Linked DNA regions of Homo sapiens: region 2 is linked to region 1. A link is an interaction called in ENCODE POLR2A ChIA-PET data of the cell type or tissue named here. Cell type or tissue: PC-9. All regions are shown on one strand. Each heading gives the region's core, and the rest is flanking DNA. Links, peaks and the distances in the headings are about the cores only. Region 1 overlaps SHANK2 (SH3 and multiple ankyrin repeat domains 2). Region 2 overlaps SHANK2 (SH3 and multiple ankyrin repeat domains 2).

Region 1 (12,164 bases), core at 2,518-10,517:
CTGCCTCAGCCTCTTGAGTAACTGGGACTACAGGCATGTGCCACCACGCACAGCTAATTTTTGTATTTCAGTAGAGACAAGGTTTTGCCATGTTGCCCGGGCTGGTCTCAAACTCCTGAGCTCAAGTGATCGCCCAGCTTGGCCTCCCAAAGTGCATCGATTTTCTCGACGTTGCCAAAGAACCAACTTTTGGTTGCTCCATTTTCCTTGTTTTTCTATTTTCTATGTCATTGATTGCTGTGAGCTTAATCACTTCTTCTGCTTGCTTGTTGTTGTTGTTGCTGAGACAGGGTCTTACTCTGTTGCCCAGACTGGAGTGCCGTGGTGCAATCATAGCTCACTGTAGCTTCAAACTTCTGGGCTCAAGTGATGTTCCCACTTCAGCCTTCAGAGTAGCCAGGACTGCAGACGTGCACCGTCACACCCAGCTAGTTTTTAACTTTTTGTAGAGATGGCAGGGGGGGTCTCACTATGTTGCCCAGGCTGGTCTTGAACTCCTTGCCTCAGGTGATCCTCCCATCTTGGTCTCCTAAAGTGTTGGGATTACAGGAGTGAGCCACCACACTTAGCCTTACTTTGGTTTTAATTTGCTCTTTTCCTTTTAGCTTCTAAAGGTAGAAGCTGAAGCAGTGATCTGAGGCCTTTCTTCTTTTCTAGTATAGATATTTTGTGCCAGAAATGTTCCCTTACAGACACTTTAGAGGCATTCCACACATTTTGATATGTTGTACTTTCATTTTCATTTGGTTCCAATATTTTCTAATTTCCCATTTGATTTCTACTTTGATCCCGGTGTTATTTAAAATAATACTATTTACTTTCCTAATATCTGGGGGATTTTCTAGAGATCTTTCTCTTACTGGTTTCTAATACGATTCCGTTTTGGTTAGAGCTCACATCTGTATGACTTGAATAGTTCCAAATTTATTGAGACTTGTTTTATGGACTAAAATATGGTTTATCTTAATAACCCTTCCAAGTACACTTGAAAACAAAGCACAGAGGATTCTTTCCACAACTGTCAGTTAAGTCAAGCTGGTTGATGGGTTTGTTCATGGTTTCCTATATCCCGGCTGACTTTCTGTACACTTCCATCAGTTACAGAAGGAGAAGTGATTATACTTGTAGTTTTATTTATTTTTCCTTGCAGGTCTATTTTTTGCTTCATGTATTTTGAGGCTCTGTTATTAGGTACATACATGTTTAGTGTTTTTAATGTCCTTCCATAGAACTGACCCTTTTACCATAATGAAATAACCTTCTTTAATACTGTTAACATTCTTTGTTCTAAAATCTATTTTGATACTAATATCGTCATCCCAGTTTTCTTTGGATTAGTGTTAATGTGGTATATGCCTTTCCACCTTCTTACTTTTAACTCTTTTGTGTCTTTATAATTAAAGCGAGTGCTCCTTGGAGGTGAGCATTTATTCAACTTGAAGAATCTGCCCTTAAAATAAGGGTGTTTATATCGTCTGCATTTAATATGTGATTATTGATAGGAAGTTTAACTCTGTCCTCTTTCCATTTTGCTTTTCATTTGTCCCTTGTATATTTTGCCCACCCCCGCCAATTCTCTCATTTTCTGCCTTCTTTTGGGTTGATAATTTGTTTGTTTGTTTGTTTTGAGACAGAGTCTCGCTCTGTCACTAAGGTGGAGTGCAGTGGCACGATCTCGGCTCACTGCAACCTCCACCACCTGGGTTCAAGCGATTCTCCTGCCTCAGCCTCCTGAACAGCTGGGATTACAGGCACCCACCACCGCGCCTGGCTAATTTTTGTATTTTTAGTAGAGAGGGGTTTCACCATGTTGGCCAGCATGGTCTCGATCTCTTGATCTCGTGATCCGCCCACCCTGGCCTCCCAAAGTGCTGGGATTACAGGTGTGAGCCACTGTGCCTGGCCGGGTTGATAATTTTTTATGATTCCATTTTATTTCCTCTGTCACCTTATCAGCTATTATTCTTTGTTTTGTTATTTCAGCAGTTGCTTTAGAATTTATATTTATAGTAGACACCCTTAACTTATCACTGCTGATGTTCTACCACTTCGTGTACAATACAAGAACTTACAACAGTACACTTCCACTCTTCCCCTCCTAGACTTTGTGCCATTGTTGTCACACCTACGATCTTTCCATGTCGTAATCCCCAAGCTACATTTATTCTTCTGTTTAAAGACAGTTATCTTTCGAAAGAATTAAACAAAACAAATTTTACATATATAGCCATGCAGCTAAGTCCTTCCTTCCTTGGTGTATTTCCATCTGTGGTCACTTTTTTTTTTTTTTTTGAGATGGAGTTTTGCTTTTGTTGCCCAGGCTAGAGTGCAATGGTGTGATCTTGGCTCACCGCAACCTCCGCCTCCTGGATTCAAGTGATTCTCCTGCCTCAGCCTCCTGAGTAGTTGGCATTACAGGTGCATGCCACCACACCTGGCTAATTTTGTATTTTTAGTAGAGATGGGGTTTCTCCATGTTGGCCAGGCTGGTCTTGAACTCCCGACCCCAGGCACTGTCTTTTTATCTGAAAGACAACCTTTCATATTCTTTATAGTGTACCTGCTGGTGATGAATGATTAAACCTTTTGTATTTTTCAAAAGTATTTTACCTTTGTTGAAATAATTCTGTTTGAATTATGTTGAAATAACTCTGTTGAATAATTCTGTTTTTTCTTCTCTTTCAATACTGTAAAGGTATTTGTCCACGATCTGCTCACTGGCATTGCTTCTGACACTATGCCTGCTGTCATCTTTCTCTTTCGTCTTCATGTGTCACGTGTCCTTTTATCCCCATGTGGCTGCTTTTAACATATTTGTCCTTATCTCTAATTTGGAGCAATTTGAATCCTATGTGCCTGGGTGTGTTTTTGTTTCTTTTTCTCTCATGTGTCTTGTGCTTGGAGTCTATTGAGCTGCTTGGGTGTGTGAGTTCATTGTTTACTTCAAATTTGGAAAAAGTTCCCTCATTATTTCTTCAAATATTTTTCTTTTCTTTTCTTTTTTTTTTTTTTTGAGATGGAGTCTCACCCTGTTGCCCAGGCTGGAGTGCAGTGGTGCGATCTCAGCTCATTGCAACCTCCGCCTCCTGGGTTCAAGAGATTCTCCTGACTCAGTCTCCCAAATAGCTGGGATTACAGGCACCCACCACCATGCCCAGCCAACTTTTCATATTTTTAGTAGAGATGGGGTTTCACCGTGTTGGCCAGGCTGGTCTCGAACTCCTGACCTCAACTGATCTGCCCGCCTCAGCCTCCCAAAGTGCTGGGATTACAGGCATGAGCCACCGCACCCAGCCTTCAAGTATTTTTTCTCCCCTCCCCCTACAATCGCCCCCTCTTCAGGGACTCTACTTACATGTATATTGGGCTGTTGGAAGCTATCTTGCAGCTCACTGACTGATGTTCTTTTAAAAAGAATTCTTTTTTTTTCTCTGTGTTTCACTCAGGATAGTTTCTATTGAGACTTCTCTGAGTTCACTATTACTTTATAACATTTAATCTACCCTCGATCTCATCCTGTGTATCCGTCATCTCAGACACTGTGGTTTTCATCACTGGAAGTTTGATTTGGGTTAAAATGTAAAGAACTGCTTTATGCTAAAATATATACAACAAAATTTATCATATTAACCATTTAAAAATGGACATTCCAGTGGGCTTTCAAAATATCTTCTGTGTCTACATTTAACTTTTTGGACATATGGAATACAGTTTTAATGATTCTTTTAATATCCTTGTCTGCTAACTCTAACATCGGTGTTAATCCCCAGTCAATTTTGATAATGGATTTTTCTCTTCCTTACGGGCTGTATTTTCCTGCTTCTTTGCAAGACTGGGAATTTCTGAATGGATGCCAGACATCATGAATTGTACTTGTTGGGGGCGCTGGGTAGTTCTGTATCCTGGTCTTGAGCTTTGTTCTGGGTGTAGTTAAGTCACCTGGAAGCAGTTTCATCCATCCATCCATCCATCCATCCATCCATCCATTTATTTATTTTTGAGATGAAGTCTTGCTCTGCTGCCAAGGCTGGAGTGCAGTGGTGCGATCTCGGCTCACCGCAACCTCCGCCTCCCAGGTTCAAGCAATTCTTCCTGCCTCAGCCTCCCGAATAGCTGGGATTACAGGCGCGTGCCACCATGCCCGGCTAATTTTTGTATTTTTGTAGTAGAGATGGGATTTCACCATGTTAGCCAGGTTGGTCTTGAACTACTGACCTTGTGATCCACCCACCTCGGCCTCCGAAAGCACTGGGATTACAGGCGTGAGCCACCACGCCTGGCCTCAATGTCTTCAATGTGGATGTTCTTCCAGTCTCTGCCTGAGTTCCCTCTCCCTGCCCCACAGCCTGGAAACGCTCAGTGCAAGAAGCTGGGGCAAGTATAGGGCTCATCCCATCTGTTTCTCATGCTTTAGTGATCACTATCATTTATTACCTGGTGTCTGGTTGTAAAACCTATTACTTTATATATTTTATCTTTTCTTTCAGTTGTTTCATGAGGAAAGGTAAATCCAGTTTCTGTTTCTCCATCTTGGCCACAAGTAGAAGTTGGAGCAGAAGTAGGCATTATTATTATTATTTTTTTTAATTTTCAAGTTCCTTTTCTAATGGAAAATCGCAAACATAAAGCAATGTAAAGAGTAATACTGTATTAGTCTGTTTTCACGCTGCCGATAAAGATATACCTAAGACTGGGTAATTTATGTAGAAAAAAAGGTTTAATGGACTCATAGTTCCACATGGCTGGGGAGGCCTCACAATCATGGCAGAAGGGAAAGGGCATGTTCTACATGGCAGCAGGCAAGAGAGAATGGGAGCCAAGAGAAAGGGGTTTCCCCTTATAAAATCATCAGATCTCATGAGACTTGTTCACTACTATGAGAACAGTATGGGGGAGAATGACCCCATGATTCAGTTATCTCCCACTGGGTCCCTCCCACAACACATGGGAATCATGGGAGCTACAATTCAAGATGAGATTTGGGTGGGGACAAAGCCAAGCCATATCAAATACCATGATGAGCTCCATGGTCTACCCTGAAGCTTCTGCCATCGTCCATCTCATCGCATTATTTTTAATAAGACAAAGACCACACTTCCCTGACTTTACACCACCTCACTTCTCAGGGATGCTGTTAAGAGTTGACCCCAAATGGGAGTGGAAAAGTGACACTGCACCCTCGCAGGACAGGGATACTCCCCTCATCAAATCCAGGGCTGGGACCACAGTCCCCAGTCCCCAGGCTCATTCGCAGAAGCATGGCTCCCACTGTCTGAACCGCAACATGGTTGCCAAGACTTTCCACTCTGAGTCCTTCTGAAGTTTGCAGTCACAATTGACAAGATATGGGTGACATTGATCCTGAAAAGGAAGAAATTCTGGTGTTTCTAAGAGTGAAATTTACCCCACCCTGCCCTTCCCCTCCCGTGTTTGATGGTGAGTGTGCCCCGAGCAGCTATCCTGGCTTGCACAGATACTACCAGAGCAGACAAGGGTGATTAACAAGTAATTCATTTAGTCTCCATCATAACCACTTAGCAATCCATTTCCTCTCTATTTCCTGTTCAGAGACCTTTGGATATGCCAATCTGAATAATTGATTGGAGCAGAAAAGCCTCATGCCTTTGAAGTCCCTCATTAATTACCTGGACAGGAAGAAGGAAGAATCTCTACTCAGCCACAAAGCGGCTAAACACGATCAAAGAAACCATACCCGGCTTTGATGGTTCCCTCCGTTAGCCAGAGGCACCATTTCCCCTCGAGGCTGGAGGAATGCTTCTGGAACCCTCTGAGCTGCTGCTGAATGCCACCACCATTGTTATCGGGTGGTGCCACCATCTACTCTAAGTTAAACACACCGGGCTATGATTGATGGAGAGGTGTCTGCAGAGCATCTGTTATGAAGCTGTGATTGGCTAAATTGTGTCCCTCTTAACTCCTATGCTGAAGACCTAACCTCCGGTACTCAAGGGTGTGACTCTATATGGAGACAGGGCCTGTAGAGAGGTAATTAAGTTAAAAGGACATCATGAGGATGAGCCTTAATCCCGGCTGACTGGTGTCCTTATAAGAGCTGGAGATGAGGCCGGGCGTGGTGGCTCATGCCTATAATCCTAGCACTTTGGGAGGCCGAGGTGGGTGGATCACGAGGTCAGGAGTTTGAGACCAGCCTGGCCAAAATGGTGAAATCCCGTCTCTACTGAAAATACAAAAATTAGCCGGGTGTGGTGGCGGGTGCCTATAATCCCAGATACTCGGGAGGCTGAGGCAGGAGAATTGCTTGAACCCAGGAAGTGGAGGTTGCAGTGAGCCAAGGTCGCACTACTGCACTCCAGCCTGGGTGACAGAGCAAGACTCTTGTCTCACAAAAGAAAAAAAAAAAAAGAACTGGAGATGAGGACACAGACACACATAGACAGACGACTACGGGAGGACCCAGGGAGAAGGCAGCGCCTACAAGCCATGGAAGGAAGACCCAGACCCTGAGACACCTTGATCTTGGACTTCTGGACTCCAGAACTGTGAGAGTCAACGTCTACTGTCCCAGCCACCCTGTCTGTGGTGCTTTGCTGGGGCAGCCCGAACTAAGACAGATGCCACACCCTGGAATAGCTGCAGGGCTGGGAGGGAAGCTGCAGACACCCTATGTATTTGTCCAACCCAAACACGTCAAATGGACTGAGCTATTCAAACCAAAACTCAGCGAGGAGACGGGCAACAAAAGAGTTAATGGGGAGACAGGATGTGAAATGGGTCTGGGCCATCAGCTGATGGCCAGTACTGGAGGCTGGGTGCAAAACTGCCGTGAGGCCAGCAGCGGGGTGGTGGAGTCTGGCTCCGATCCTGCCTGCAATGGATCCAGTGAAAGGGTCAGGGCAAAGCTTCCAACAAGGATAACCTAGAAAGCAGGCCCGCAGGCAGCTGTAGCTGCAGCCTCTTCCGCGAGACTTAAGCTGAGGAGGCTGGAGCCAGGGATCCTTCGAGGGGCGGCGCCGTCTCCAGCACCAGGAAGAATCTTCACTTCCTCTTCGAAACCGCCCTGGAAGTGAGCTTAGGGACAGAGCTCAGGCAAGGCAGTGCCTCACTCGGTGGGTGAAGCCTCCTTGCCTCTCTCACAGCTCCCTGAAAGCTCCTTGCAGAGAACTTCTCTGTTTAATAACCTCGGAAAAGCATTAAAAGCGAGTCTGAAGAACTCATTTAATGGATTCTTGGAGGCGGCTGCAATCCTCGGAGCTCCGTGAAGCTGGGGAACTTATTCTTGGTGGAGCCTCCAGCTGGAGAGAAACTGTTTGAATTTCCCCAAAGCCAATTCGAGTTGTTGTTCCTTCTGGGAGGATACATCTCCCAGCACCTCCCCTCTCCCATGTGGGCAGCGGATTCCTGCCCCCCCCGCCCACTTCCTCCCGGCCGGGAGCTGTTCTTTTCAGCAAAGCCACGAGTAGCAGGCAGGGGCGCCCCAGGCCAGGCATGGTCCGTCTGGAAGAAGCCAGGTTCAGGGAGCAATTCTGCAAGATAAACCACCCTCTGGAGGGTGTGGCTCCAAGACTTTGATTCTTTGAGCCACCATGGCTAGACAGCCCCCTCCTTCCTTTCTGACAGAGGACTTGAGCCCTTGGCACCGCAACCCAGCTGTTTATAGATGGCTGAGAAGCCTGCCTGTGTCCAGCAAGAGTGCAGCTGTGTGGCCAGTGGACTCAGCATCCACGTCCGAGGGACTGCTCACGTTCTCTGAAGATGTTCAAGGCTGCCCATGTGCCCTTTCCCCGTTTTCAGGCATGCAGCATGCAGGCCCCACTCCTGCCGCTGGACTTACAGTGAACGGAGCCAGGAAAGCGAATCTGCCTTGACTTGTCCTGGATTCTGCAGGAAGGCCCCACCTGAACCACCTCAGTCCCACAGAGAGGGGGATCCTCTGTCCTCTCAGGGCCAATCGGACTGAGGACAGTCCCAAACCCCCGGGCCATCCCGAGCCTAAGTGTGTAGTGACCCCAGGGGAGGCTGGTGGCTAAGCCATGCCGCTGGGGTCCTGGGGGGTCAGGCTCGGGAGCGTCTGGGGTGATCCTGCTCATGCGCCTCATGGACGCATCTTGCCCCGGTTTCCAGGTGCGGTGGAGCGGGGAGCTCCGGGGCTGGCAGAGTGAGCAGGGCCTGGGTCCTGAGGGAGAAGGCGGCTCGTAGGCTGCTGTGCTGGGCAGAGGGTGGATGGCGGGGTTGACCAACGATGAGGCCCCAGGAAGAGAGGCATGGGTGGCGCTGCCGGCCGCTTCCCCATCTTACCTCTGCTGGTGCCGCAGCCCTCTCCTTTCTGTGGCCCCTCCCCACGTGGAGGATACCGAGGAGGTTAGGACAGCCCTCGGGCTCAGGAGTGCCCAGTGACCCAGTCCTGGCCAATCAGGGGTTCCCGTTTCCCAGGCCACAGTGATTGGTTGAGGGATGGTCATCCAGGCCAATCAGAATCCTGCCTGGGTTTTTCCTCTACATCTACTGGGGAAGATGCTCTCCTGTCCCTGGGGGGCTGTGATGCTGGCAGATGTGTGAGCACGGAGGGGGTTCCTCAGCCCGGGAAAAGGCTGAGGCCGGCACAAAGAAGCAAGGGCAGGAGGTCAGTACGAGGAGACGGGGACGACGGTACAGAGCAAGACAGAGACACTCACCGAGACAGAGACACAGAGACATAGAGAGAGAGAGAGAAGGGAGTGAGAGACAGAGACAGGCCCCCAGCACCATTGTGGACTCCTGCCTCCAGCTGTTGAGTCTCCCCCTGCACATTATTCACCTATGAAACTTGAGCTGTTCGGTTGGGCCTCATAAGCTGTCGCTACCTGACTGTTTTTTGACCTATAAAAATGGCAGCTTCACAAGGCTTGACCGAATGACAAGAGGGAACTTCTGTGGCTTGCCGCCGAGAGTCCTGGAGAAAGTAGGTTTGGCTGGCGGCCACGCCGACCCGCAGGAGTCCTGCCCCTTTGAAGCCCTTCCCTCTTTTAGATCTGCCGGGTTTACAAGGGGCCCAGGTCGCTCCCGTTCTTGATGATTAATTTTCTAAAACTGGTATTTCTAATTCCTGATGGTAGAACTTCAGGCCCCAGCGCCTCCCTAGGGTGCACGCGTGGGTGCCCCTGACCCAGGATGGATACTGTCTGGCTCTCTTTAGGAGCTGTGGTCAAAGGTACCCCTGCTTGCTGCAGGACCAGGACCGGGGTCCCACTGCCAGGCTCCCCAGGGAGGCCTTGCCCTGAAAGGGGCCCTGGGCAGCCCGAGCTGTGAACTCCTCCTTTGGACAGGGCTAGCTCCTCACCTGCTCTGCTGCAGGCCCGGGTCTGCCTCCACAGCTGCGGCCTCCAGTGGTGTGTGTGGGCTGCAGCTTCAGACAGGGTCACCCTCCAGGATCACTGCAGCCCAGCTGGCTCCATGAGAGGGAGTGCCAAGGGGCTGGAGGATGTGGGTGTACTGGAGTGGGGAGTGGGGAGTGGGGAATGGGGTGTCATAGACCGAGGCCCTCTGGGAATCAATGCCCACTCACACCCGGGGCCCACACCCACCAGGGCCTCACACTGAGCTCCCTGTGGAGCTATGGGTGCAGTTCCAGGGACATACACTGCTTGTCACCCAACTGGAAATATGGGTGGGGCTCTGAGAGTGGACAGTTTCATAAATCTTGTAGTTATCTTGTGCATAACATAACTATGCTGCATCTTGGGGGTCAAAGCACTCCTGTGCGGTGGTGTTCATGGGTGTTAGCATTTCTTTCTTCTGAAGCAATCCAGGAGGCTCAGAAAACCACAGCAGCTGGGTCCTGGAGGCGGATTCTAGGGAATGACTCTCCCTGGCTTCCCCCAAGGCCTCTCTGACCCTGTCCAGCCTCTCCCCCACTCCCTGGAGGTCAGGAGTGTCCACTCTGGGGTCAAGGCTGGGCTCTGCATCTGCACCCGTGTTTGTGACTCTCCATTGCCCTGCAGAAGATGGCATTTAATCCTCCCCGCTGCGGGCCAAGGACAGTGTTGTGAGCATGAAGTAAGCATCAAATACCTTGTGGGTATTCACCTTAGAGGCTGAGTGACTTCCGGTGATCCACAGCCCGAAAATGGAAGGGCAGAGAATCAACGCCAGGCTCTCGGCTAGGCCACTGGGCCCAGCCAGGCCTTCTGCAGAGAAAGGGCATGGCAGCAGGTCCTGGATACTTGGATACCATCGTGCTACTTTTTCTTTGAAATAAAATGTTCATTTTCCAGTATAAAAGTCTAGATGCTACCCCCACCATGTGCCCCACCCCAGCAATAGCTGGCTGAGCTGGAGTGGTCCCCTGACCCCACAGGCTAATACAGTGGCCTTGGGTCTAGGGAGGAGAGGTGAGCTGAGCCTAGCAAATTCTGTCCTTGGGGCAGAACCAGGGGATCCAGGTGTCTGTGCAGGGAGCTCAGTTGGAGGCCCCTACAGGCAAGGGCTGAGGTCGATACTGGAGGAGTCGGCAAAGGAGGGTGGTGCGTGCAGGGAGAAGTGATGAACCCTGAGGAGAGGGAGGGGTGCGGCATCAGGGGGCCCCAAGGAGGAGTGGAGACGAGGGGAGAGGGAACTGGAAAGCGAGAGAGGAGGAGGAGGGGTAGGGCTGGGTGCTGTGGGCTGAATGTCCATGTCTCTGCAACATTCCTGGGTTGGACCCTAACCTCCAATGGCATGGTGTTGGGGGTGAGGCCTCTGGGAGGAGACTGAGCCCTTGTGATGGGATCGGTAGCCTTATAAAAGGGACCCCAGAGAGCTCGCTTCCACTTTCTCCCTCTGCCACTTGAGCACAGCGTGAGAAGGCGGCCATCTCCACACCAGGGACAGGCCCTCGCCAGAATCCGGCCCTGCCGGCATCCTATTCTCAGGCTTCAGCCTCCAGAACTGGGAGAAAATCAACCCCTGTTGGGTTTTGAGACGGAGTCTCACTCTGTCGCCCAGGCTGGAGTGCAGTGGCACGATCTCGGCTCACTGCAACGTCCACCTCCCAGGTTCAAGGGATTCTCCTGCCTCAGCCTCCTGAGTAGCTGGGATTACAGGTCCCCACCACCATACCCGGCTAATTTTTGCATTTTTAGTAGAGATGGGGTTTTGCCATGTTGGCCAGGCTGGTCTTGAACTCCTGACCTCAAGTGATCCTCCTGTCTCGGCCTCCCAAAGTGCTCGAATTACAGCCGTGAGCCACCATGCCTGGTCACCCCTGCTGTTTTGAAGCCCCTCCATCTAGGGTATTTTGCCCTAGTGGATTTAGCTGACTCAGACAGAAGGGAAGGGAAGGAAACTAAGGGAGGAGAGAGAAGAGGGAAACAAGGAGAGAAAGCCCCTCTGTTCCCCACAACATTCCACTTCCGGCTTCACAGAAGACACAGGGATGGTTGGCAAGAATAAGAAAAGAGGCCCAACATCAGGGGTCTCCAGGGAAATGTGAGCTAAAGTCACAATGAGACGCCACCTCACACTGTTCCAAATGAAAAAGACGGCACACACCAAGTGCCGGCGAGGCCCAGGAGAGGCTGACCCGCCACACGTGGCTGGCAGGGATGCAAGATGGTGAGGCTGCTTTGGAAGACCGCTTGGCCGTCTCTCAAACTTACACATCCATCTATCACGTGACCCAGGCTTTCCTCTTCTGAGTATCCAAGAGAAATGAAGGCACCTAACTACCCCAAGTCTAGTGCATGGACATTCACAGCAACTTTATGCGTGGTAGGTCGGAGTGGCTGCAACCAAACGCCCATCGATCGTGACTGGTCACCAAATTGTGGGCCATCGACATGATGACGGCCCATCACTCGGCAACGCGAAGGAACGGACTGCCGGAACACACACGCCTCAGAATAATCACACTGCCTGAGAGGAACCAACCCAAAAAATAGCTTCAGTCGCGTGACTCCATTTTATGTGATGTTCTAGAGGGTGCAGGCTGCTGTGATGTGACGGAGCTGGGCGGTCACTGCAGCGGTGGGGGCGGGGCAGGGCTGTGATGTGAGCTGGGTGGTCACTGCAGCGGTGGGGGCGGGGGGGCTGTGATGGAGCTGGGTGGTCACTCCAGCGGTGGGGGGGGGGGGCGGGGGCAGGAGCAAGCCGGCTGGTGGATGGACTTGTCACCTTGACCTTGGCGATGGTTTCCCAAGAATACACACGTGAAAACTTATAGAATTGCA
Region 2 (12,164 bases), core at 769-8,768, 60 kb before region 1:
GCGGAGAGGATGGCATCAGTGAGAGCCAGCGGAGAGGAAGACAGTTGGCACCCACCCAAGGCAGAGACATGTGGGCTCCTAAAAAGGGGGCAAATGCAGGGAAGCAAAGGGAGTGAGACCGTCATCTTTTTGGAAGCAAAGGTGCTTTTGGGGAAACCAGAATGAATGCTGCTGTGACTGTGGAGGTCACTTAACTGTGGCTCAGGAGGTTGGGGGAGGCCTTCCTCTGACACTGCAGCTCTCTGCTGAGTCCTCCACAGCTGCTGCAGAGGAAGGGCTGATTTCTATTTAACCTGAGCATCCTTAGGTGCTTACTTTTACAGGCCTGGGGCAATTTTCAGGGCCACCAAGAGACTGCATGTGAAGAGCCTGACAGGCGAGTTCCAGGGCTGGGCTGCAGTGCCAGGCTTTGCATCCTCACAGGAGGAGGAAACGTGGCGCTTAATTGCTTCTCATGTATTCTGGGAATGCACATCACACTGAAGCAGCCCCTTTCCTCCCACTCCCTCCCTCCCTGCTCTCCCGCTCCAGAGGCCTGGGAAGGCAGAAAAGCCTGGCCCAGCAGGGTGCTTACAAGAGTGGGGGCCCTGTCCCTGTGCTGGTCTGTACAACTAGCTGCCCCAGTGCTCCTGGGACGGTGAGTGGCAGGCTGGGGACCCCCAAGGCTGCCATGCTATGGCCACTGCCCTGCAGTTGAGGAACTCTTAGGAGCCGGTTACCTCCTGCCCTATTTGTCCTCACCATGGCAAATGCACCTGACACGGAAGTAGGAACGGACTCAGGGTGCCATCCCCCTGGCCCCTCTGCTATTCTCACCTCCCTGAGCAATGCTCAGCAGCAGATGGCCTTGGCCTCTGCCTCCCAGCCCCACGCTACTCCCAGAGGAAAACCCGAGTGATGGAGACTGGAACTGGGTGGGCGTCTGGGCTGACACTGCCCACCCTGGCTACTGCAGGAGTAACACTTAGTGGTTTTCAAATGTTGCTGTGAAAAGGCCCCGGCCTCACCCCTGCCCATGGAACTGAGCTCCACAGGGGGCCTCTGGCACCTTCATCCCAGCAGCTCCTGAATGGGAGCGCAGCCCAGAGGCAGCTGTCTCTAGGTGGCAGCAGGGAGGGGGAAGCCCCAGAAGGTGAAGTTTACAGCTGCTTCACACGCCACCTTCGAACAAAGAAAAGCACCCTGATCGTAAACAACAGCCAAGACGTCATGCCCCTCACCAGCCACACTGTGCTGTACGCATATCCTCCTGCTATAGATTCTTCAAAAACTAAACATCTGGTATACCCACAAACAGAAAACTTAAAGCCTGTGTGCTGCTTGGTGGATTTTCACAAATCCAACATCCCTGTAAGAGCTGGATAGAAGCAGGTACTGCCTGGCTCACCATACTGTTGACAGGCCCAGTGCCTGGCTCCCCATACTGTTGACAGGCCCAGGATGTGCCAGTTTTGGTCACCTACGAGACGGCTGCAGAGGTCCTCCAGGCAGGGCTGCGAGGAGCCCAGGGAGGACTCAGTGGGGCCAGGGCAGTCCCCGTGCCAGCTGCTCTGCAGTCTCTGCTGTGGGACCGGCTCATTCCCATGTACTCAGACCCACCCGGTTTCAGCAGTGAGTATCCAGTGTCCTGGGTCCACTGGACAGCTGGTCACCCTGCACTGCCCTGAAGATAGAGTCTTGGGAGCAGGACTATCCTAATGGGGCCTTGGGAGAGAGGCCCACCTACAGCGGCAGCGGTCTTTGCAAGGTGACTCCTGGGGGCTGTTCCTTTCACTGAGGTTCTCAGAATGTAATTAGGAAAGCAGATGGATTTAGGAAGTAAAGGAGCCGGATCGAGGAAGACAGCACCGGGAGTTCTCGGAGGGCAGACCTCAGCTTGCAGGACCCTCGCTGCTCTGGTACAGACAGGCAACCGAACACCAGCCACGCGTTATCGGGTTCTCTCCCCTCCCATGAGCACACCCGGGTAGTGGCTGTTGCTCATTCATTCATTCATTCACTCATTCCAGTGTTTCTGTTCCCCGTACCACTAAAAGCCATGAGGCACAGGCAGTTCAGCTGTCTCTGCCTCCATCTGTGGGAAGTTTGCGTCCTCATCAGGGAGTTTTGGCCGACACACAAAGAAGTGAACACATAACTTCAGGTGGCTGAGTACCACCTAAGAAGGCAGAACCAAGTAAAAGGAGACTGAACAGAGGCCTGGACCCACCAGGAAAGAGCAGTGTGGGCGGAGTCATGGAGTGGGAATGGGCAAGGAAGCGGTAGGCAGGGGGGCGCAGAAAAGGCCAAGGCCTGAGAGCAGGGCCTTGGATGCCAGGGTGAAGTTATGGGCCAGGGAGTGCTGAGGCCCGATGCAGAGATGAGGCATCTGACCCGAGCAGCTGTGAGTATGAGGTGCCAAACACACGTGGGGGGGCACCGAGACACTGGGGTCTCAAGCTGAGATGGAGGAGGCAGGCTGCCCAGGCTCAGGAGCCGCGAGGCCAATGTGTGAGGCCTTGGTGAGAAGACCTGGCAGTAGGGAGCCCCCAGCTGCCTGGCCACTAGATCCCCAGGGGTCATCCCTTGCAAGGCTGTGGGGAGCGAGGGGAGGACTCGGCCCCACCTTGAGATGGGCTGGGACCAGCTTTCCTGCTCTGGGCGGGCCCCCAGTGCCGGGCCTTGAGGGGGCTCCAACCAAGAAAGTGCATATTACTGCCTGCTTGCTCCTGCCACCCGCTGTGGGGCATTCTCTGGATCTGATGCTTGGGGAGAGTACGAGACTGGCACGGGGATGGGCTGCCAGTCACTGGAGAAGCCAAGCTCAAGTTGCGGCCTCCTGAGGGCTCGTCGGGCTGATGGGGACTTTAACAGCCTGGCCACTTAGGCAGGGAGGGGCTGGGGATGTGGCCTCTGACTGCAGCCTGCTAACCATCACGGCCTTGGGCTCACTCCCTAGAATCCTCATCCTCCAGAATCTCCCGTGGTTCATTTGTGGTGGCTGGATGCTGTCCTTCTGTGATCTTGGCCAGAGCTGGCCCTTGGCCGCTTTGGGAGAAGCAGTTTGTTCCTGTGCCTTGGAAGGGTCAAGGGGCTGGAGGGCCCTTTTCCTCAGAAGTGTCAGAGACAGACATTACTCTTTTCTGGGCAGGGGAGGCAAAGGACCAAAGAAAGGCCTCTCGGGGAATGAGCCACTCATGGGGGATTCTCAGGAAGCTTGGCTGCGGGGCCAAGGACCTTGGCGGCCCCAGCACCTTCCTTGTCTGTAGCCGACAGCCTGGGTGCACGTTCTGGTGGCACCTCCACACACTCATGCTGCCCCAGCCAGAGCTGCTCCTGCACAGGGCCAGGCTGGCTGCCCAGATTTGATGTCTCATATCTGAGTCTGCAGAAGCTGCTGTTCCCACCCAACTCCTAATCAGGGCTCCCCAGTTCCTGATTCCATCCCCTGTACCCCTCGTAGACCTGCTGCCCTCAGCAGACTGCAGCAAATGGCAGGACCTGCTCAGGAGAGCTCAGAGGAAATGAGGCTCCCATGGGCCCTGGAAACATCACTTGGCCTTCTCTGAAAGCTGATGACAAAGAGGCATACAGGGCTTGCAGGGGTGGAGCTAGGTTTGGAATCAGTTGTTGGGCATCTGATGCCCCTCTGACGTCCAGAATCTGTCTCGCCCAGGTCTTTCGGGGTCATGAGCCACTTCCAAACAAAGTTGCTTTGGACGAGCTTCCCTGCAGTCCCAGCTCCACTTGGAGGGCCCTCCCTCCTGCTTCATGGAGGGATGGTATCCGGTGAGCCCTGGTCCTGGTGGGCCTGCACCCCTCCAGAATCAGCATATTATTGGGTCCGGAGCCTGTGGGGGCCCTGCTGCTTGCTGGGTGCCCGTGGGCAGGACACCTGCCTCTCTAGCGGGGTGTCCTCAGTAAACAGCATGGCTTCCTGCCCTGGCAAGCACTTGGGGGCAGGGAGGTGGTGCCAACAGGGCCTCAAACCATCCACACACATCCTAGGATGTTCCCTTTGGTCCCCATCCAGCGATTACCAAGGGTCAAATCCCACCCACACAGTGCCTCAGTCAGTTTTAACTTAGCTGTCACAATTTAAAGAGTATAAGACCTTTGCATAGAAAGTCTAGAATTTCAGTTTTCATTGAAAAATTAGAACCCTCGCACTTGGGGAGTTGGGCCTCCCACTTGCATGCGGCATCCTCCCCTGCTGTTAGCTGAGGCTGTGACTGCTGCTGTGCCCGCCCGCCCCAGCCTCCTGGGCCCTGACGTCACCTTCTCAGCTTGAGGGGGCATTGGATTTGTGGCTCTTGCCAGCCACCAGTGAAACAGAAAACTGCTATCACTGCCTTTGATGCCATCTGCGTTTAGAATTTTGGGAAGGGACAGATTGAACTCTGCACATTGCTGGTCTCAAAATCAGCCTGGGTGACATTCATGAAACTGATTTCTATTTCCTACGGGAGCCACAGGTGACTGGTGAGCCCTGTATCAATATAAGCTTCCCAGGCCAGTCTCCTGTGTCAGAGCTCAGATCTCAAAACACATTGACCTTCTGCCCAGAATCTTTCCCCTGCAGAGGGAGAGGGATGTCTGTGAGGGGCCTGCAACAGCCTTTCTGAGCATGAGGAGGAGGCAGAATGGGGGAATGTCATGTGGGCGCTGGGGCAGAGGCAGGTGGCCATCCCGTCTGTCACCACTCCGCATTACCCTGAACCCTAGATGCAGGCCCAGTGGACAGACACGGACATGAGGTCTGGAGGGGCCTGTGGGGGACCCCAACTCAAACTTGGGCTTGCAAAAGCCAGGAAAGTGGCCCCGAATCTTGCACTTAATATAGAAACCACATCGTTTCCATCAATGAAGAGCCAGTTCCAGCACCAAGCATGTGGTCCCAGTGACGCGCGTTTGTAATTAGACCCTAAATACCATCAAGACACTAAAAATGCCGACTTCCCCAAAGCAGCTGGGGCTGGGAGGAACCCGCAAGAGCGGGGCTTGTGATTTTTTGGAGTGTTTAGAGGCTCTGCAAATGAACTCAGACCGGTAGTAACTCCTGCAACGCACATTTGCTTTGCACCCCTCCAGGGTATGGTTTAGATTCTGCCGAGAGGGCACAGGCCGTGACAGTGTGCCACAGGAACCTCTATCATACAGGCCCAGGACAGGAAGACCCCTTGGTGAGAACCTGGCCGCACTGACAGCCTGTGCCCGGCTCTGACCTCAGGCAATGAGAGCCTGCCTACTGGGAACGCCACAGGGCACCAGGGCTCATGGGGGTGGATGGTGCCCACGTGCTGCTGGGCACACACCTGCCCTGTCCCCCTCAGCTGAGCACAGAGAACCCATCCCAACCTTCCGCCCACACTGACCTTTCCCGACAGAATGCTCAGCACCCCTCCCCACATCCCATCCCTCCAGCTTCCCCTAAGGCCACCATCAGGGCTAAGTCCTGGGGCGGGGCAGAGTCTGCCCCCTGCCCTACTTTGCCTACTGGTGCATCATCTCTGTGTCCCCAGACACTTGTTCTGGACTGAACTGTGTCCTGCCCAAATTTATATGCTGGAGTCCTAATCCCTAGTATCTCAAAATATGACCTTACTTTGCAGATACAGTCAAGTTAAAAAGGGGCCATTAGGGTGAGCCTAACCCAGGTGACTAGTGTTCTTATGAAAAGGGGAAATTTGGGCCAGGTGTGGCAGCTCACACTTGTAATCCCAGCACTCCGGGAGGTTGAGGTGGGTGGGTTGCTCAAGCACAAGTTTCAGACCAGCCTGGGCAACATAGTGAGACCCCATTTCTACAAAAAATACAAGTTAGCCAGGTGTACTGGTGTGTGCCTGTGGTCCCAGCTACTTGGGAGGCTGAGGCAGGAGGATCACCTGAGCTCTGGAGGTCGAGACTGCAATGAGCCATGATTGTGCTACTGCACTCCAGTCTGGGCAACAGAGTGAGACCCTGTCTCAAAAGAAAGAGAGTCGGGGGAGTCTGGATATAGAGATATGCACACAGGGAGAAGGCGCCATGAAGGGTGAGATCAGGGTGATGCTTTGAGATGCTAAAGGTTGCCAGGAAACCGTCAGCTCCTATGGGAGAGGCCTGGAAGATTTTCCCTCACAGCCTTAGAGGGAACCCATGCTACTGCCACCTTGATCTCAAACTTCTTGTCTCCAGAGCTGTGGGACAGTCCCTGTCTGGTTGAAGCTGCCCACCTGCAGTGCTTGGTCACCAGGCCTGTGCCTTGCCCGGCCTTCTTGGTTACCACCCTGAGGACTGTTCTATTGCAGCCCTCAGCCACAGTGCATCTCTGTCTGCTGCCCACTGAGGCTCACCTGCCCCTGCAGCACCAGCTGTTGCCCATGCAGTGGCACAGGTCTCCAGCGCTGCCCAATGTGAGCAGACACTGATTGGGCCACAGTCTTGGCTCTTGGTCCCACGACCTCCCCCAGGGGCCCAGTGTGGGGACACTGGCTATTGGTCTCAGAGCAAAAATGGCCTCAAGTCCCATTTATCCCATTGAGGGGGGGCTCCCAGCATGGAGCTCTGCACTCTTCCTTGCAGGAGCTCAGAGCACGGCCAGCTGGCATGTAGCTCTGAGTCTTCAGCATTGGTGTAGCCTTCGGGTCAGCTTTCCTCAGCTCCCCTGCCCCCTCACCCTGTCTTTCAGCTCTGACTCAGCCCACCCTGCTGGCCACGACTTGAAGCTGGGGACTTGCAGTGGCTGCATGTCTATGTCCCCCCAGTCTATGTGTTGAAACCCTCACCGCCAGTGTGATGGGGTTGGGAGGCGGGGACTCTGGGAAGTGATTACATCATGAGGCGGAGCCTTCGTGAATGGGATTAGTGCCCTTATAAAAGGGACCCTGGAGCAACCCTTTGCCCTTTCTGTCCTGTGAAGAGAAGATGGCTTTCTGCAAACCAGTTTGCCGGCCAGTGCCATGATCTTGGACTTCTGGTCTCCCGAGCTGGGAGAAATAAGTGCTGTTTAAGCCACCTGATCTGTGTATTCTGTCGCGGCAGCCCAAACGGACTAAGAACTCAAGTGACAAACCATAGCTGTGCTTACTTACCCAGGAGCCTGGCCACAGCTGTTTCCGTCTCCCATCCCCTGCAATTACATATATTGTACCAGGCTTGAGATGGGGAGGGAGGAGGTGTCTTGGCCAGCAGGTGACCCAGGAGTGACTGGTCTTAAAGGGAAGCTGGGAGGCAGGGACTGGAGGAGCAGACCCTGGGGCCGCAGTTCACCCAGACCTGCAGAGATGGCAGAGGCAGCTCTGGCATGCAAAGGCCACAGCCCCCAGATGCTGCTGCTGTTAGCAAACCTGGGGCCAAGGTTGGTGGCTGGGGCATCTTAAAGGTCCTGGGGGAAGGGGTGTTGTGAGTGGGAACTCAGAGGCACTGTCATTGGAAAATGACTGCCGCAGCCCTGGGAGGGAGTGGGCAGTGCAGGCTGGAGGCCACAGCCCTCCCGCGCTCATGCTTGTAGCAGAGCTTTTGCCCTTCCCCACCCCACAGAGGTCCTATTGAAACTGTCCCCTTTAGCAGGGCTAACTGGGGCATGTAATGTGGGTCCCTGAGAAGAGATTGTCTTTCCTGCCTCTGCCAGCGCCACCACCCCCAAGTTTCTGCCACTGGACCCAGCTGTCTGTGAGGCCTCTGGATACAGATCCTGTCCCTCCTTTCCCTGCTCCTCCTCTGTCCAGGAGCTGGGGGAACCTGTCTGCAGGAAGAGGGTGTCCTCCAGGATGGGCCCATGTCACTGTCTTCTACCTTTAGAGGAAGTGTCTCTGCCTTGTGCGAGTCATAGCACAGTGAGTCCTAGGGGTTCCTGGAGTCCTCCCTAGGCTGGGCACACAAAGGGTGGAGCCCATGCTCCCAGCTGCCTTCCCCTTTCCTGGTGAAGAGGAAGTGTGACTCCATTTTCCGGACAGAAGCTGCGCAGCCACATGAAGTGGCAGCACCTACTCCTTGCTGCCTCAGAGCCAGCCCCAACCAAAGAGGCTGCGCCAACCTCCCGTCGACCATGCTGGTCTTAAGTTCTCATCCTATTCTGCAAAATAAACAAGCTTTGGATGAAGTCCTTCCCCAAAAGTAAGAAACATACCAAGGACAAAGCTGTGCGTCGTGTGGCTTTGGGTTTTTGTGCACCTGCTCCCCGTGTGAAGGTGAGCACTTTGACAACAAGGCTCAAGGATGCCAACGGAGTGTGCCCCAGCGCCCATCAACACTTCTATGGGAAGAGTGGGGCAAAGGCACATGGCTGGCAACTCAACTCAACGTGAAATTAATTGACAAGACCAGCACGCAACAAGGCAGGACTGGATACTTCAGTTACATTTCCCTACCCAGTTCAGCAGGGACAGAGGAAAAAAAGCTTTAGGATCTTTAGAATTTCCCAGCCTTTAAACAAACCTAAAATCAGTTTAACCTGCAATGAGACTTTGGAACCAGCTACAGTCCTTAAAACAGATGCCAGAAATTGCTCATGTGGTGACAGAAACTGCAGAATAGGTGAAATGCTTGCTGTTTCCTCATATGCTCAGGTTGGCATCTTGAGCTTCCATGGGGTTTCGGTGCCCCTCAAAAAACCTGGACCTGCAATTCTGGAATGCTGCCACCAGGGGAAGGTATGGCTTGATCACTTGCCAGATTTATAGAAGGCTCAGGTAAGTACTGCAGCTCCTGGGGATAACTGCCTTGGAGTAGAGAGAAACTGTTGAGAAATCATGGATCCAGATAACTCCAAAAAAAGAGTAATGTGCCTGTCCATGCATCACCCTTACATACAGACATGGAGACATTTACAGAGTGAGTGAATCACAGCCACATCCAGGTAGATGGCAAGAACCCAAGCCTATCATCAGCCACAGTCCAGGGAATTTCTGTGAAGAATGGGCATACCTGCCTTCCTTTGTAAATAATTCTCTTCTTCCACTTAAATCGTTATTTAAAATATCAAAAGTTGTACATACACATACACAGAGTTTACAGAAACAAAGAGTTCCACAAGGATTGTCATGATGAAACCCCACCAACCCAGCCTTACTTCTCACTCTGAGCCTTCAGCTATTTAATTTTATATCTATCACTCAATCTCTGAACACCTATTTTTGCTACTTGATATTTACATTTTCGATATTATCCGCTGACACACTGTGATGGAAAAGGATGACTTGGCTCAGAGTTTGTGAAATGTGGCACTATGGTGATTTTGGACCAATTAATTCTTTGTTGTGGGTGTGCACTGTAGGATGTTTAGCAGTGTCCCTGAATTCTACCTGCCAGCTGCCAGCAATAATCTCCACCCCCAAGCGTGAAAATCAAGAATGTTTCCAGATACTGCCAAATGTCCTATGGAAGGTCAAGACACCATCAGTTGAGAACCACTAATTTGGCTCTTTTTAAAAAATCCTCCCTCCCCACTGTTTTCCCAGTACCACCATCCTCTAGATGTATTGATATCAAAATTTTAACTAGATCACCATTCAGGATTTACATCATGACTATGTAAAATCTATTCATAGCTTAAACTCTATAGTATACTATGGTTACTTCATCTTTTCCTGTACATTTTGTTCTCCCTAGAGCAAAATAATTTTGTTTGTTGGTCGGTTTTTCTATGTACTTAACAGTAATTCAAATCCAAATGCTTCCCTAATTATGTAAATCTCTTTTCAGAGTCTTCAAATACATTATCCATTTTAAGTTTGTCTTCCTGAAGAAATATTTCCTGAAGACTTTTGATCTGCACTGAACAACCAGGATTAAGTGTTTTCTAGCAGCTGTCCCCATTACTCTAATCCTCAGGATTCCTTTGACTGATTCTTTCCTGTGTTGGATCTCCTGAATCCCTGTATTTGTTTATTTGGTTCAAAAACCTCATTTTTTGTAAAGGACATCCTCCAGTATCTTCTCCCCAAATAGAGTTAGGACATAATTTTTTTGAGACATTGACTATTTGAAAATGGCTTTATCTGTACACTTAATTGGTAGTTTGGCTGGGTATAAAATTTGAGGTTGGGGAATAAGGTAAAGTAAATTCCTAAGACTAACTAACTCTTCTGCAGGTAATAGCTATAAAATCTAGACAGAGTACAATCCCCACCCCCAAACCAACAAATAAATTCTCTGAAGGTTCTGAAGAGTGAACAAAGACAGGCAGATTTTAGATGAGAGTTGAAAATTAGAAGCTTTGTGCAATGGATGCATTATGGTATGAGTCACCTGCAGTTTTTTGTTTTTTTTTTTTAAATCCAGATCCTGCACAAACCTGCAGTTCTGATAGAAATCAGAGGATACAGCCCACAGTGGCCATAGCAGCCAAAGTGAGGGGAGAACTCCAGAAAAGAGAGAGCCAGAGAAGGGTAGTTTCATATTCTGTGTGTAAACTTCTCATAGGTCTTTGGTTGATGTCTGAGCTGAGCTGTGTGTGTAAGGAAGACTCAAATAGGCTTGCTATGATAAGGCTGAAATTTGAGCTGCTGCCACTGCAGGGCAGACAAAGGTTGCAATTTGAGTTTAACCAAACTCATTATCAGCTAAAACAAAAACATTAACACCCATCAAAGGAATGTAATATAATCCAGAGTTGCCAAAGCATAACATTCACGAAATTTGGGATACAACTCAAACTTATTTAGCAAACCCAGAGATGACCCAGATGTTGGAATTATCAGAGAAGGACTTTAAAAAACAGCTACTGTAACAATACCCAACTAGGTAAAGGAAAATAGGCTTATAATGAATAAAAGACAGGAAATCCCAAGGAAATTTTAAAAAGAATTATATGGAATTGTTAGAAATGCATCAGCTGGGCTTAACATCAGCATGGATATGACAGAGCTAATTATTAGTGAATTTGAAGACATGCCAAGAGAACATATCCAATCCAAAGAAGAGAGAAAAAAAGATTTTAAAAAGTAGAACAGAGAGTATTAAGGATCAAAAGGTCTAACATAACGTGAACGAGAGTCTCAGAAGGGGGGAAAATTAGAGTCAAAGAAGACAGAGAAAATGAGTCATAAAAAATACTTGAAAAAATGGTACCCAAGGAATTCCCCAATTAGGTGAAGGACATAAATTTATAGATTCAAGAAGCCTGTGAATCCCCAAAAAGATAAGTATTTAAAAAATTATATAGGGACATTATAGTCAATTCTGCTCAAAGCCAAAGACAAGGTGAGAATCTTAAAGCAGCCAGAGAAATTATTTACATTATTCACACTCTAAATAAAAATGACTGAATGATTGCAGACTTTGCATCAGAAACCATGGAGAAGAACCTCTTGTAGAAGACGGCGGAACAACATCTTTAACAGGTGAAAGTAAAAAAAACACAACTAGAATTCCATTTCTGGTGAAAATTCTTTAAAGAATACAGGCAAAATAAAGACCTTTATAAAAAAATGAAAACCAGGTTATTTGTTGCCAGAAAGCCTGCACTAAAGAACGTTCTTCAAGCTGAAGTGAAGCGGGACTGGATCTATGGATGGCACAAAGGGTGCCACAAATGGTGAACACCTGGATACAAAATAAAAGATGATTCTCCCTCTTAATTTTAAAAGCAGATATCACTGTTTTAGGCAAAAATAATACTGATTTTGGGGTTTACAAGTGTGTAGATGTAACACACATGACAATTATAGAATAAAGTGAGGCAGGAGTGAAGAAGATGCATCTATATGGTTGCTGGGTTTTTATATTTTACATGGAGTGTACAATTTGAACTCTAAGTAGACTATGGAAAGCTAAGAATGTATACTGTAATCCTTGATCCACTGCTAAAAGAATGTGAAGAGCTACAGTGTAACGCCAATGGAAAAATTAAAATAAGGTTCTAAGAATAGTTAAATAATCTAAAATAAGGCAGAAAAAGGGAAAAATAAAAACTGAGGAGATAAACAGAAGACAAACTTGTAAACCTAGATGGAACCACATGAACAATTCTATTAAATGTTAAATAGAATAAAACTCCAACTAAACATCAGGCCTTATAAAATGGTTTAAAAAGAAGACCTAATTATGCTGTCCGTACACTTTCAATACAAAGACACTGAGAGGCTGAGAGTTAATAAATGAGAAAAGACAGTTCCTGGGCAGAATGGCTGTTAATATCAGACAAAATAAATTTTTGACACAGGGTCTTGCTCTGTCGCCCAGGCTGGAGTGCAGTGGTGTGA

What was found. Peaks named below come from ENCODE experiments on the same cell type or tissue, not always from the same donor. Only the 100,000 strongest peaks of a DNase experiment are listed, where the experiment ranks them.
Region 2: POLR2A ChIA-PET joins it to region 1 with 9 read pairs; 3 of 35 experiments call an interaction of 5 or more read pairs at or near these places.

Annotation. Positions count from the first base shown.
Region 1 is chr11:70,561,264-70,573,427 of GRCh38, forward strand. The region is part of intron 17 of SHANK2 (SH3 and multiple ankyrin repeat domains 2); the gene reads right to left. Among named protein-coding and RNA genes, the nearest start is that of SHANK2-AS1, 59 kb to the right of the region's middle. In PC-9, for the core only: no CTCF peak of the experiment used is centred there; a DNase peak (open chromatin) is centred at 7,028; H3K4me3 peaks cover 570 bases.
Region 2 is chr11:70,502,942-70,515,105 of GRCh38, forward strand. All of the region lies in intron 17 of SHANK2 (SH3 and multiple ankyrin repeat domains 2), which reads right to left. Among named protein-coding and RNA genes, the nearest start is that of CTTN, 110 kb to the left of the region's middle. RefSeq lists an enhancer at 2,561-3,060. In PC-9, for the core only: CTCF peaks have their summits at 1,058 (motif pointing right) and 8,581 (motif pointing right); no DNase peak of the experiment used is centred there.